Regions from separate parts of the Homo sapiens genome. Here region 1 is linked to region 2. A link is a contact called in ENCODE Hi-C or POLR2A ChIA-PET data. All regions are on one chromosome and are shown on one strand. The core of a region is the stretch at or near the end of the contact, and the rest is flanking DNA. Distances in the headings are between cores, read along the strand shown.

What was found. A loop is a pair of places that touch in the nucleus more often than their neighbours do. ChIA-PET counts read pairs that join two places held with the same protein, here RNA polymerase II (POLR2A).
Region 1: a map of posterior vena cava shows a loop between it and region 2 (2.7-fold over the local background). The contact joins the promoter of OR4D1 here to the enhancer-like site in region 2. A Hi-C loop is called at or near these places in 1 of 168 maps with a recorded cell type or tissue (posterior vena cava). POLR2A ChIA-PET finds 5 or more read pairs at or near these places in 2 of 52 experiments (Panc1 and activated CD4-positive, alpha-beta T cell).

The regions. Positions count from the first base shown.
Region 1 is chr17:58,144,158-58,149,997 of GRCh38, forward strand. OR4D1 (olfactory receptor family 4 subfamily D member 1) reads left to right here and starts at 4,227. Exons shown (of 4, transcript NM_001386095.1): 1 at 4,227-4,427; 2 at 5,272-5,639.
Region 2 is chr17:58,042,506-58,048,172 of GRCh38, forward strand. No RefSeq gene overlaps it. Among named protein-coding and RNA genes, the nearest start is that of DYNLL2-DT, 38 kb to the right of the region's middle. Within about 2 kb of position 4,391, at least 2 of the 41 ENCODE cell types and tissues checked have a DNase peak (open chromatin) inside an H3K27ac peak, as active enhancers do.

The sequences.
Region 1 (5,840 bases), core at 2,977-5,476, 100 kb after region 2:
ATCAACAAAAATTTACAAAGCATACAAGAAAATAGGAAAATATGGCTCATTTAGAGGGGAAAAACAGAAATCGACAGAAATCATCCTTGAGGGAGCCCAGACATTGAGTTTTCTAGACAAAGACTTCAAATCAATTGTCTTAAACATGCTCAAATAAGCAGAAGGAAACCATGGAAATGAACTACGTGAAATCAGAGGAACAAATATGAACAAGTAGGTAATACCAATAAAGAGGCAGAAATAATCAAAATGAGCCAGCCAGGCACAGTGGCTCATGCTTGTAATCCCAGCACTTTGGAAGGTTGAGGCGGGAGGATTGCTTGAGGCCAGGATTTGAGACCAGCCTGGGCAACATAGCAAGACCCCCTCTTTACAAAAATTTAAAATTTAGCCAGGCATGATGGCACACACCTATAGTTCTTGTTATTGAGGAAAGAGATGAAAAGATCACTTGAACCCAGGAGTTTGAGGTTATAGGTTAGAGTGAGCTATGATTGCACCACTGTACTCCTGCTTGGGTAACAGAGTGAGACCCTGTCTCACAAAAAAAAGGAACAAAATAGAAAATCTGGAGCTGAAAAACATAATAGCTGAAATTAAATATGTATTACAGAGGTTCAATAGGATATTTGATCAGGCAGAAGAAAGAATTAGTGAACTCGAAGATAGGACAAATGATATTACCCAGTCTGAGGAGGAGACAAAATGAAGAAAAATGAACAAAGCCCAGAGACCTATGGAGAGTCACCAGGCACACTAACATACACATTCTGAGAGTCCCAGAAGAAGAAGAGAAAAAAGGGGCAAAAAAATTTTTTGAAGAAATAGTGGCCAAAAACTTCCCAAATTTGATAAAAGACATGAATCTACACATCCAAGATTAATGAATTCCAAATAGCATAAACTCAGAGATCCACACTAGGATCACTATAATCAAATTCTCAAAAGACAAAGGGAGAATCTTGAAAGGAGCCAGAGAGAAGTGACTCATCACATTCAAGGGATTCTCAATAGAATTAACATCCAGTTTCTCATGAGAAATCATGGAGGCCAAAATGCAGTGGGATGATATATTTAAAGTGCTGAAAGAAAAAAAAAAACTGTCAACCAAGAATTCTATCTTTCAAAAATGAAAAAGTAAGAAACATATTCTGAGACAGACAAAAGCAAGAGAAGTTAATTGCTAATAGACCTGCCCTAGGAGAAGTGCTAAAGGGAGCCTTACAGGCTGAAACAAAAGGATAATAGATGGTAATTCAAAGCCACACAAAGTGATCACACCAGTGATCTTTATATCTTTGTGTGTCTTTGAGTTATGTAAATATAAGTCTTTTATTTATACAGGTAAATATAAATGCTAGTAGTATTGTATTTTGGTATATAAGTCTTCTTTTTGTTTCCTATGTGGTTTAAAAGACAAATGCATAAAATAATAATTATAAGTTTATGTTAAAATGCACACATATATAAAAAGGAATTTATGAGAGTAACAACATAAAGGTGGAGGGAAGGAATGAAATATAGGCAGTGTTAATGTATATTATTGAAGCTAAGTTGTTATCATACTAGATTCAGATTAGCTTCAAATTAGATTGTCATAAATTTAAGGTGTTAACTGTAGTCCCCATGGTAACCACTAAGAAAATAACTTAAACAAATACAGAGAAGGAAAAAAGAGAAAATCAAAATACTACACTTGAATAAAGAAAGCCAAAACACCTGAATGGAAGTTTTGCCTTAAATAAAGGCAATATTGCAGAATTGAGGAGGAAAAATGTAAGACATATAGCAAACAAATAGCATAGCACAATGGCAGAAGCAAGTCCTTTATTATCAGTAATCACTTGAAATACAAATGGATTAAGCTTGTCAAAAGACAGAGATTGAAAGACTGTATTAAAAAACAACACAATCCAATTATATGCTGCTTACAAGAGACTTATTTTGGCTCCAAAGACAAAAATAGGTTTAAAATAAAAGGATGGAAAGAGATATTCTGTGCAAATAGTAGCCAAAAGAAAACTGGAGCGGGATCAATAAGAAAATACGGGACTTGAAAAATATTATAAACTGACTAGACTTAAAAGAGATTTACAGAACACCCAAAGACAACAGAATGTACATCATTCTCAAGTGCACATGAAACAATCTTCAGGATTGACTATACGTTAGGCCATAAAAAATTTTCAATAAATATTCAAAGATTTAAATTATACAAAGTATCTTCTCTGACTACAATGGAATGAAGGAATCTACAACAAAGGAAAAACTTGAAATTTTGCAAATATGTGGAGGTTAAACAACATACTCTCCAACAACAAATGGGCCAAAGAATAAATCAGCAGTGAAATCAGAAAATACTTTGAAGTGAATGCAAACAAAAGCACAACATACGCAGGGTGCAGTGAAAGCAATACTTAGAATTTTATAGCTGTAAAATCCTACATAAAAAAGGAAAAACGTCTCAAATCAATTATCTAACTTTACACTTTAAGGAACTAAAAAAAGAAGAGCAAACTAAAACCAAAGCCAACAGAAGGAAAAAAACAATACAGATTAGAGCAGAGATAAATGAAGTAGAGAATAGAAAAACAATAGATACAATCAATGTAACCAAAGTTAGTTCTTGAAAAGATAAACAAAATTTATAAATGTTTAGCTAAACTAAGAAAAAAAGAGAAGAGGCAAATAAATAAAATCAGAAACATTACTACCAACCTTACAAAAATTAATAGGATTGTAAGAGAGTACTATGAGCACTATATGCCAACAAATTGGCTAATTTAGATTAAATGGAAAAATTCCTGGAAACACAAATTACCAAAACTGATTTCAAAAGAAATAGAAAGTCTCAACAGACCTATAACAAGTAAATGTTGAATCAGTGTTTAAAAAACCTCCCAACCAAGAAAAGTCCAGTACCAGATGGCTTTAGTGGTAAATTCTGCCAAACATTTAAAGGAGTATGAACACCAATACTATGCAAGTTCTTGTAAAAAAAAAAAAAAAAAACAGAAGCAAAGGGAACACTTTTTAACACATTCTATGAGGCCAGCATTATCTTGATACCAAAGCCAGACAAAGATACAAGAAAAGAACTACAGACCATATTCTTTATAAATACAAATGCGAAAATTATGAGATGCCACTTCACTCTCACTATTCTAAGTAAGATGGTTATTCCTCAAAAGATTAGGCACAGTTGCTATAAAATCCAGCAATTCCACATCTAGCTATATACCAAAGAAAAATGAAAGAATACATCCACACAAAATCCTATACATGAATATTCCTAGCAGCTTTATTCATAATAGCTAAAAAGTGGAAAGAACTCAAATGTCCGAGAGCTGACTGACTGATTTACAAAAGTGGTATATCCATATGATGTAATATTATCCAGTCATAAAAAGGAATGACTGGTACATGACTAGTACTGGTACATGCTACAGTACAGATGAAACTTAAAAACATAAGTGAAAGAAGCAGGACACAAAAGCCATATATCATCATATGTGTGTTATATGATTCAATTTTTAGGAAATGTCCAGAACAGGCAAATCCAGAGACAAAAAGTAGATTAGTGGTTTCCAGAGACTGAGGAGAGAACAGAATGGGCAGTGACTGCTAAAGGATATGAGATTTCTTTTCAGAACGAAGAAAATGTTCTGGAATTAGGTAGTGGTGATGGTTACACAAGTTTGTGAATATACTAAAAACCACTGAATGGTTAAAATCATTTAATAATTGTGAAGCTTATGGTAGTTGAATTATATCTTGAGGATGAACTTAGCCAATTTACATTGAGAGTTCACTTTGGCTGAGAGAAGAGCAGATCAGAGATTGGGATAAGAGATGGTACCTTAATGACTGTACATATGAAAAAGGCTTTGGAGTTTATAGAGGGGGTGACCTGGACTGTGTCCTAGGACATAACTCACTTTTCCAACTACAGTGGTGATAGGAGAGGGTGGAGGCCTTGCACTGCCCATGGTGCTGAGGGATTTGGTTCTTGTAAACCTCCCTGGGAATTCACGTCTCTTTAGGGTTCTTATCCTTCTTCATCTTGGTCCTTTGATCAGTAACTCTGAAATGTTGGCCCCAAGACAGTCTCCCAATAATTATGTGCATCTGATGCAACATCTCACATACTTTTTAATAACTCCCATTGCTCATTTGCCCTTAGCAGCCTGAGCCAGGCTTTATCTTATGAATTAAGCCTAAGTTTTACTCCCCAAGGAATTTCCCTTTCCTTAAGGCCAATCCCATATGTGTTCCTTGTCTGAGAGAGGCCAGGAGAAGAATGGAGCTACAGGAGAAGAGTGACCTGGGAGATGGGAGGCTCTAAGTCCTCTTGGCCACTGTGGGCTGGAGGAAGGTGATGGCCTCATTGTCCTTCCCATGGACAAATCAGCACGACAAAGCCTATCGTGAGACAAGCATGGGGTGGAGGGAAGGCATGGGGGAAGTCATCAGGCATTAATGCAAGGGGAACGGGATTTGGGAAACATTGATTTTATCTAACATTAAGACTTTTGTCTGTATTGGCTTATGTGCTGGGTGGAATTTAGAACAGAGGGTGGGAGGGAGAGCGGAATATAGACATACACTGTTATCTCCCCCGCCTCCCACATACATACTACAGCTTCTTCCCACACCTAGGAGAAAACACAAACAGGTCTTGCTCTGACACTTTCCACCCTCTACTGTTCCTTTTTAAGTCTCATCTTCCTCCATCTTCCCCCTTCTCCTGCCTGCTTCTCTCACTCACTCCAGATTTTCTTCCCTTCTTTATTGCTGTCCCTCCATCTTATCCTCTCTTTTCTTAAATCTTGTGTTTAACAATACCTGTTAATGCTCCCTGGATGACAACAGACTAGATTCTACCCCATTTTGGGAACCCACTTATTCCTTCTCCCCTCGTCTCTCCTAGTCCTGTGTGGGCTGATTTTCTAAGAGCAAAGACAGATGGGAGAGAAGATTGAGTAACAACAGAAGAGGTCTAGAATCCTCCCCTTTCCCCATACAGATCCATGTCCCTCCCTATGTCTATTTTCTTTCTTGTCTAGAATCCCTCTAAATCTATTTTCTATGCATGTAGGGGGAGGAAGCATTTGCAAAGATTCTGATGGGTTTGTGGAAAGAATCGGGCCATGCTAAGATGATGCTTCTAGGATTGTAAATCTGGTGATGCTGGGAATTAGGATTCTTGGATTCTCTTTGAGGTCCTATAAACTGCATTCTATCCAGTGGCTACTCTCTCTTTCTTCCCAGCTCTCACGGCAGTCTGGCCCATCCCAGCACCCTGTCCTCCATTAAGCAATCACACATTCTTTTGGGAACCAACTATGAGAAAGGGTCTGTGTGTACCACGTACTGTGTAATACTTAACATATTGGATTTGCACTGAAATTACAACACATGTGAGGAACAGAGCCATCCTCATGAAAAAATACCAAGGCATAGCAACATTATGGAAGAGCTAATTACTCTTGAACCTTGAAGGAAGGGTAGAATTCAGACAGGTGAACAGGACAGAAAAGCAATTCAGATGCGGCACTGACTGGATGAAGGCACTGAGACCTGAGGGACCGAAGAAGAGATAAGTTTGGCTGAAGCTGAATCTTCTTAGAGGAGAGCAGGTAAGAGGAGAATAGTCATTAGGAGTGCAAATTCTGGGTCAATCAGACCTGGCTCAGAATCCCAGCTCTGCTTCTTCTTCTCCATGTGATCTGGGAGAAATTAGTTAACCTATTCAAGCCACAGTTTACTTATCTGTAAAGTGGAGATAATTTATGGTACTTACTATACTTATAAACATGGGAATAATATGTGAGAATTAA
Region 2 (5,667 bases), core at 3,141-5,640:
TTCTGCCTCAGCCTCCCGAGTAGGTGGGACTACAGGTGCCCACCACCATGTCTGGCTAATTTTGGTATTTTTAGTAGAGACGGGGTTTCTCCATGTTGGTCAGGCTGGTCTCAAACTCCTGACCTCAAGAGATCTGCCCGCCTTGGCCTCCCAAAGTGCTGGGATTACAAGAGTGAGCCACCACGCCCGGCTGAACACAATTTTTTGAACGGGCTTGTGATGCTCTTGCCATGTGTCTGGAATGTTTTGGGGTGTGGATTTGCTATGCAGAGCTACATATTTAACTTACACATACCTCCATCAGGTCAAATCTGAAAAAAGTGAGTTAAGGACCAGCCTCATTGCAACCTGGAAAACCCAAGCCAAAGCTCCTTTAATAATTTATGGGATTACTTAGTTTCATTTTCCAAGATATTTTTGAAACATTGAACCCAGTACACTTTGCTTCTACTTTTGCTGTGATTCAAATTCTTACTCCTGAAAGGGCTTTCTTGCTTTCCCTCTTATTATTTCAATCATGTCATTTGCGTCTTCACTTGCCTCTGGGTTTTCAGTTTGCCCTGTGAACTGCATTCCTTTGCTCAGACAGGGGTGTGGAGGAAGCGTGGGCCAGGAACCCCCAGCAACCCCCAGCTAATGCACAGGAGCCTTAAGCTTGGTGATTACTACAATTGTTGCCTAGTGGAACAGTGAGCCATTAGCTGGGTTCTCACCCCTCTATTAGTATTGCCCTGTGATTTAATCACAATTAGTCTCCTAGGAACATAGACATAGGAAACAGGTGGGCAAAGGAGGCAGATGGCAGAAAGCAACAACAGTTGGAGGATTCTCATTCAAGGCACTGTTTTCAGAAAGTGCAGGGCGAAGGAAGAGTGGAGTTGGAGCTTGGAACAAGGCAAATGGGTAAATGATTAATGAGACTTTGAGTTTTATTTTCTGGCATTGAGGCTGGGGACTGGCAAATGTTGATCTCATGTGCGGGGCTGGGCTTGTTTGATATCCATAGGGATTGAAAGAGGTCTCAGAAGGTGATTCCATTTCTCCTTCACTTCCTCTCCTTGGAAACTGTGGGGAGGAAGTTCTCAGAGAGGGTTCTTAGAGGAGGTTCTCCATTGTTTCATCTGGCTTTGCACCCTGGGGTCCAAATCAGTCTCTTGAGTGTATGTTGCAATCAACATCCCTTCCGTGGCCCTGCTCTGACCATTCTGAGGGGCTCACAGAAGACTCAGGCCTGGAGATGACCATTCTCCGTGGCTATGTATATTACTGGGAAGTATAGATGAGGGCGGTATATATGTAGAAGTAGAATTAATTGTGAGGTAGGGAAGATTGGATGAGGGTGTCCTTAGATCCTCCCACAGGTCTGTTTTCCCACTCAAGCTTCAAAACCTGGGTCCCAGTGTAGAAGGGAGGAACCCAAGCATTTAAGCCTCTCCTATTACATCACTCTCCTACTGTGGAACTGATCCATGAAGAAAACAGTCAATTGTGAAAGTTCAGCCCAACCCAGTCCCTCTTTGGCCATAGTCAAGTTGTTAATGGCAGAGACAGCTGAGGGCACTCTGGGGATGTGGTAGAGAGTTGAGGGGAGGTTGGAGCAGGGCAGGGGGTGCAAGAAGTTGGGAGCCCAAGCAGCTGTAAGTGAAATTAGGAAAAACTTTGGAGGCCTCCCATTTCCCTTTATTCTCTCTACTTCTCCTCTTACCAGTCAGGATCCAGTCCTCCTATAAATCCACGAAAGTATTTAATAACTGAATATCCTTGATATGGTTTGGCTGTGTCCTCACCCAAATCTCGAACTGTAGCTCCCGTAATTCCCACGTGTCGTGGGAGAGACCCAGTGGGAGGTAACTGAATCATGGGGGCAGGTCTTTCCTGTGCTGTTCTTATGGTAGTGAATAAGTCTCACAAGATCTGATGGTTTTATAAAGGTGAGTTGCCCTGCACATGCTGTCTCTCTTGCCTGCTGCCATGTAAGACATGACTTTGCTCCTCCTTTGCCTTCTGCTATGACTGTGAGGCCTCCCTAGCCGTGTGGAACTATGAGTCCATTAAACCTCTTTTTCTTTATAAATTACCCAGCCTCGGGGATGTCTCTATTAGCAGCATGAGAATAGACTAATACAATGCTCAAGGGTATTAGGAGAGAGTTCTGGTATTCCAGAAGGTTCTGGAAACCCAAGGCTCCTTCCCCCAAACCAGAAGGCAAGACCTGGGTGCATAGGAGAGAGGATTTCTCCCTCCTGACTCTCTTGGCATCAGATTCTCCACTTCTCATGATAACCATGCAGTCCCAAGTTGGAGACTTTCCAGGACAGTTTCAGTTTTAAATATTTTATCCTATTGTCCTCATAGGTACTTGTGAGGCCACATGCCCTGATTTTGTTATGGAGAAAACCCATAAGTACAATAATCCTAGCTCAGAGTATTTCCTGTTTGGCTGAGTTTACATAAATCTTGCCCTTCCCTGGCACCTAGGCATAGTGGTATTTGGAAGATTTGCTGGAATCCCAGCTAAGGAAAAGTTAGCTTGCAAGTTAGTATAGGAGCAAAGGATGGGTGACCTCCATGTTTCTTGGGAAATAGCTTAATTCTGAAGCCCCCCTAAAAAGAACTTATGCAAAAACCCATTCTCATTATGCTCTGTGGCTTTAGAGAAAAGCTTCCAGGTTTTCAGAATTCTCTCTCTCTCAATAGCTCTCTGATGAAAAAAAAATCCCTTTAACAGGAAAAGAGGCCTGGCACAGTGGCTCATGCCTGTAATCCCAGCATTTTGGGAGGCCAAGGCAGGTGGATCACCTGAGCTGAGGAGTTCGAGGCCAGCCTGGGCAATATGGTGAAACCCCATCTCTACCAAAAATACAAAAAATTAGCTGGGTGTTGTGGTGTGTGCCTGTGGTTCCAACTGCTTGGGAGGCTGAGGTGGGAGGATCACTTGAGTCTGGGAGGGGGAGGTTGCAGTGAGCCGAGATTCCATCTCAAAAAAAAAAGAATGGAGAACAGAGGCTTTTTTTTTTTTAATGTTTAAAAAGTTAGTTTTTTAAAAAAAATTATTATTATTATACTTTAAGTTTTAGGGTACATGTGCACAATGTGCAGGTTAGTTACATATGTATAAATGTGCCATGCTGGTGCGCTGCACCCACTAACTCGTCATCTAGCATTAGGTATATCTCCCAGTGCTATCCCTCCCCCCGTCCCCCGACCCCACAACAGTCCCCAGAGTGTGATGTTCCCCTTCCTGTGTCCATGTGTTGTTCTCATTGTTCAATTCCCACCTATGAGTGAGAATATGCGGTGTTTGGTTTTTTGTTCTTTCGATAGTTTAGGAACAGAGGCTTTTAATCCATGGTGAGAGATGAAAGCTAAGTCACCTCTTCCTCTTGGGGCATTGTTTTTCACACTGAAGGTTTCTGGATCCTGACCTTTGGCAAAACTTTAAAACTGTTATATATATGCTAGAAGAATATATAAAATATATAATGTAAACATATGTAACATAAATTAAAATATATAATATAAATTGGAGACTATGTATAAATAGAATGTGATAGAAGGGAAGAGAACAGAACATATCAGAATGCATTGCACTTGGTTTGTGTGAGTGTGGTTTCATGAAACTTATGTTTCTGTTTTATTTACTGATAGGTATGTGTGCCTTTGGTCACTGTGTAAAATGTATTTTGTCCTGTCGATCACAGTTTAAAAAATTTGAGGCCACTCTCCTAGGAAAGGTCATGCAGTTCCCTCTGTTCACACTGAACTGACACTGCTAAGGCAGACCCTCCCCTGAGAGCTGGTTCCATAGGCGTGGAGAAAGGAGTTGCAGGCTGCTGAGCACCTGTGCAGGGGTGAGACAAACATTGCAGAGAGGGGAGAGGAAAGGGCCAGAGTAGAAGCCACTTCTGTCCCTTTTGCAATAGTAGCTGCAAGGCACCGAGTGCCAACAGCACACAAGGCCTTCTGCCAAGTGCCTTAGATGAGTTGTCCGTTTCAAGTCTCACCACACACCATAAGAAAGAGGAGTACTATTATTACTGTCCCATTTTATAGATGGGGAAACTGAGGCTTACTTGCCTGCGGTCACATTGCTTGTACATTGCAAATGAAACTTTGTCTTAAACCCAGGTGAGCCCAATTTTTCAGGCCATGCTCTCATGCAATCACAGTAAACAGTTCCTCTTTGGGGTCTGGTGTTGGCCCAGCATCACCGATCAAGGTCTGCCAGCCCACACCCAGAGTGGATTCAGGGCAGGCAGGGCCAGGAAGTGAAGGAGCCCAAGTTCTGCAGCCCAGGGCCCCCGGACTGATGGCTGCGAGGGTGGCAGCCTGTTTCCAGCCCTGCTCCTGCTCGCTGCCTGCTTTGCCATCGCAGAATATGCTGCTAATTATAACCAAACACAATGAGCAATCGCAGCCTGCTGGCGGTGGAGCACTCGTTAGAGGTCTGGCAAGCTTTTCCTTCGACTTTCCCCGCAGCCTGAAGGCGGTGGCGGCAGGAGCCCTTGGCTCCAGCTCCCTCCTCCCCTTCCCGCTCCCTCTGCTCTGGGCCGGGTCCACTCAATTCCATTAGTATTTACTTAGCTCCTACTGTGTACAGGCTCTGGGTTCAGTGCTTGAGGGTGGTGCGGAGTGGGTGGAATTAGAGCCAGGCCTCTGTTCTTGCCTTCAGTGAGTTCACCGTCTTCGTTTTCTCTTAATTAGAATTTTAAAAGCCAGGCGCAATGGATTGTGGCAGTGAGAAGAGAGGTTTTGCTCAGCTTTGTGTACCTGACAGTTTCTTTGAGGCCCCTTCTTGGGTTTTGTGACATTTCTTTTCTGCCATTTGATAATGTGAGGGCACAAAAGTGCTTGCTCTGCATACATGATCTCTGGTGGTGCTCATTTGTCCCAGGGAGAGAAACTCTTTCCAAAATCTTGGAGAATGTACACCTGGGCCAATATAAGAGATGCATAAGACATTACAGGCCTTGGAACCCAGAGAAGGAGATTCTGAAATGCCTATGCTGAGGGCTCAGGAATCTGGGAAGGGTGTGAGGGGAAAGACAGCCTCAGATGGTGGGACATCTGCCTCTGGTTCTGGGGAAATACACACAGCTATTTCTGGGTTGATCTTCAGCCAAACTTCAAAGTAAGTCAGATTTATCTTTTGGTCCCTTCATCTCTCTCTCACGCTTCCTGGCATCTAAATTCCTTCTGGTGTATCCAAGGGACATTCTTCCTGCCCCCTATTAGGGCTTCCTTATCTGCCATCAACCAATCACATTAAGGTTTTTTTGTTGCAAATTCATCAAGATATGATTCCTCCAGGGAGCCATCATGGATGGTAGGGATAGTCGGGTCCTGTTTACTGAGGAGTCCTTGATGCCTCCCTAGCAGAATGACTGCCCAGAGCAGTAGAGCATGATAGCATGGTGCATATTTGTGGAGCGAATGAATGAAGAGCTGGGAGCAACACCAGAGAACATCTGGTCCTCATTTTGCTGCGGGGGAAAAACAATCTAAGGCCCAGAAGTAGGGTGACCAACTGTTCCAGTGTGCCAGGGACTGAGAGCATTTCCAGCATATGGGACTTTCAGTTATAAGACCAAGCAAATTGGTCACTTTATGATGGGTTGTGATGAATAAACCAGTATGAGCTGTATGAGAAGGCAGGGAAGAGGTGGG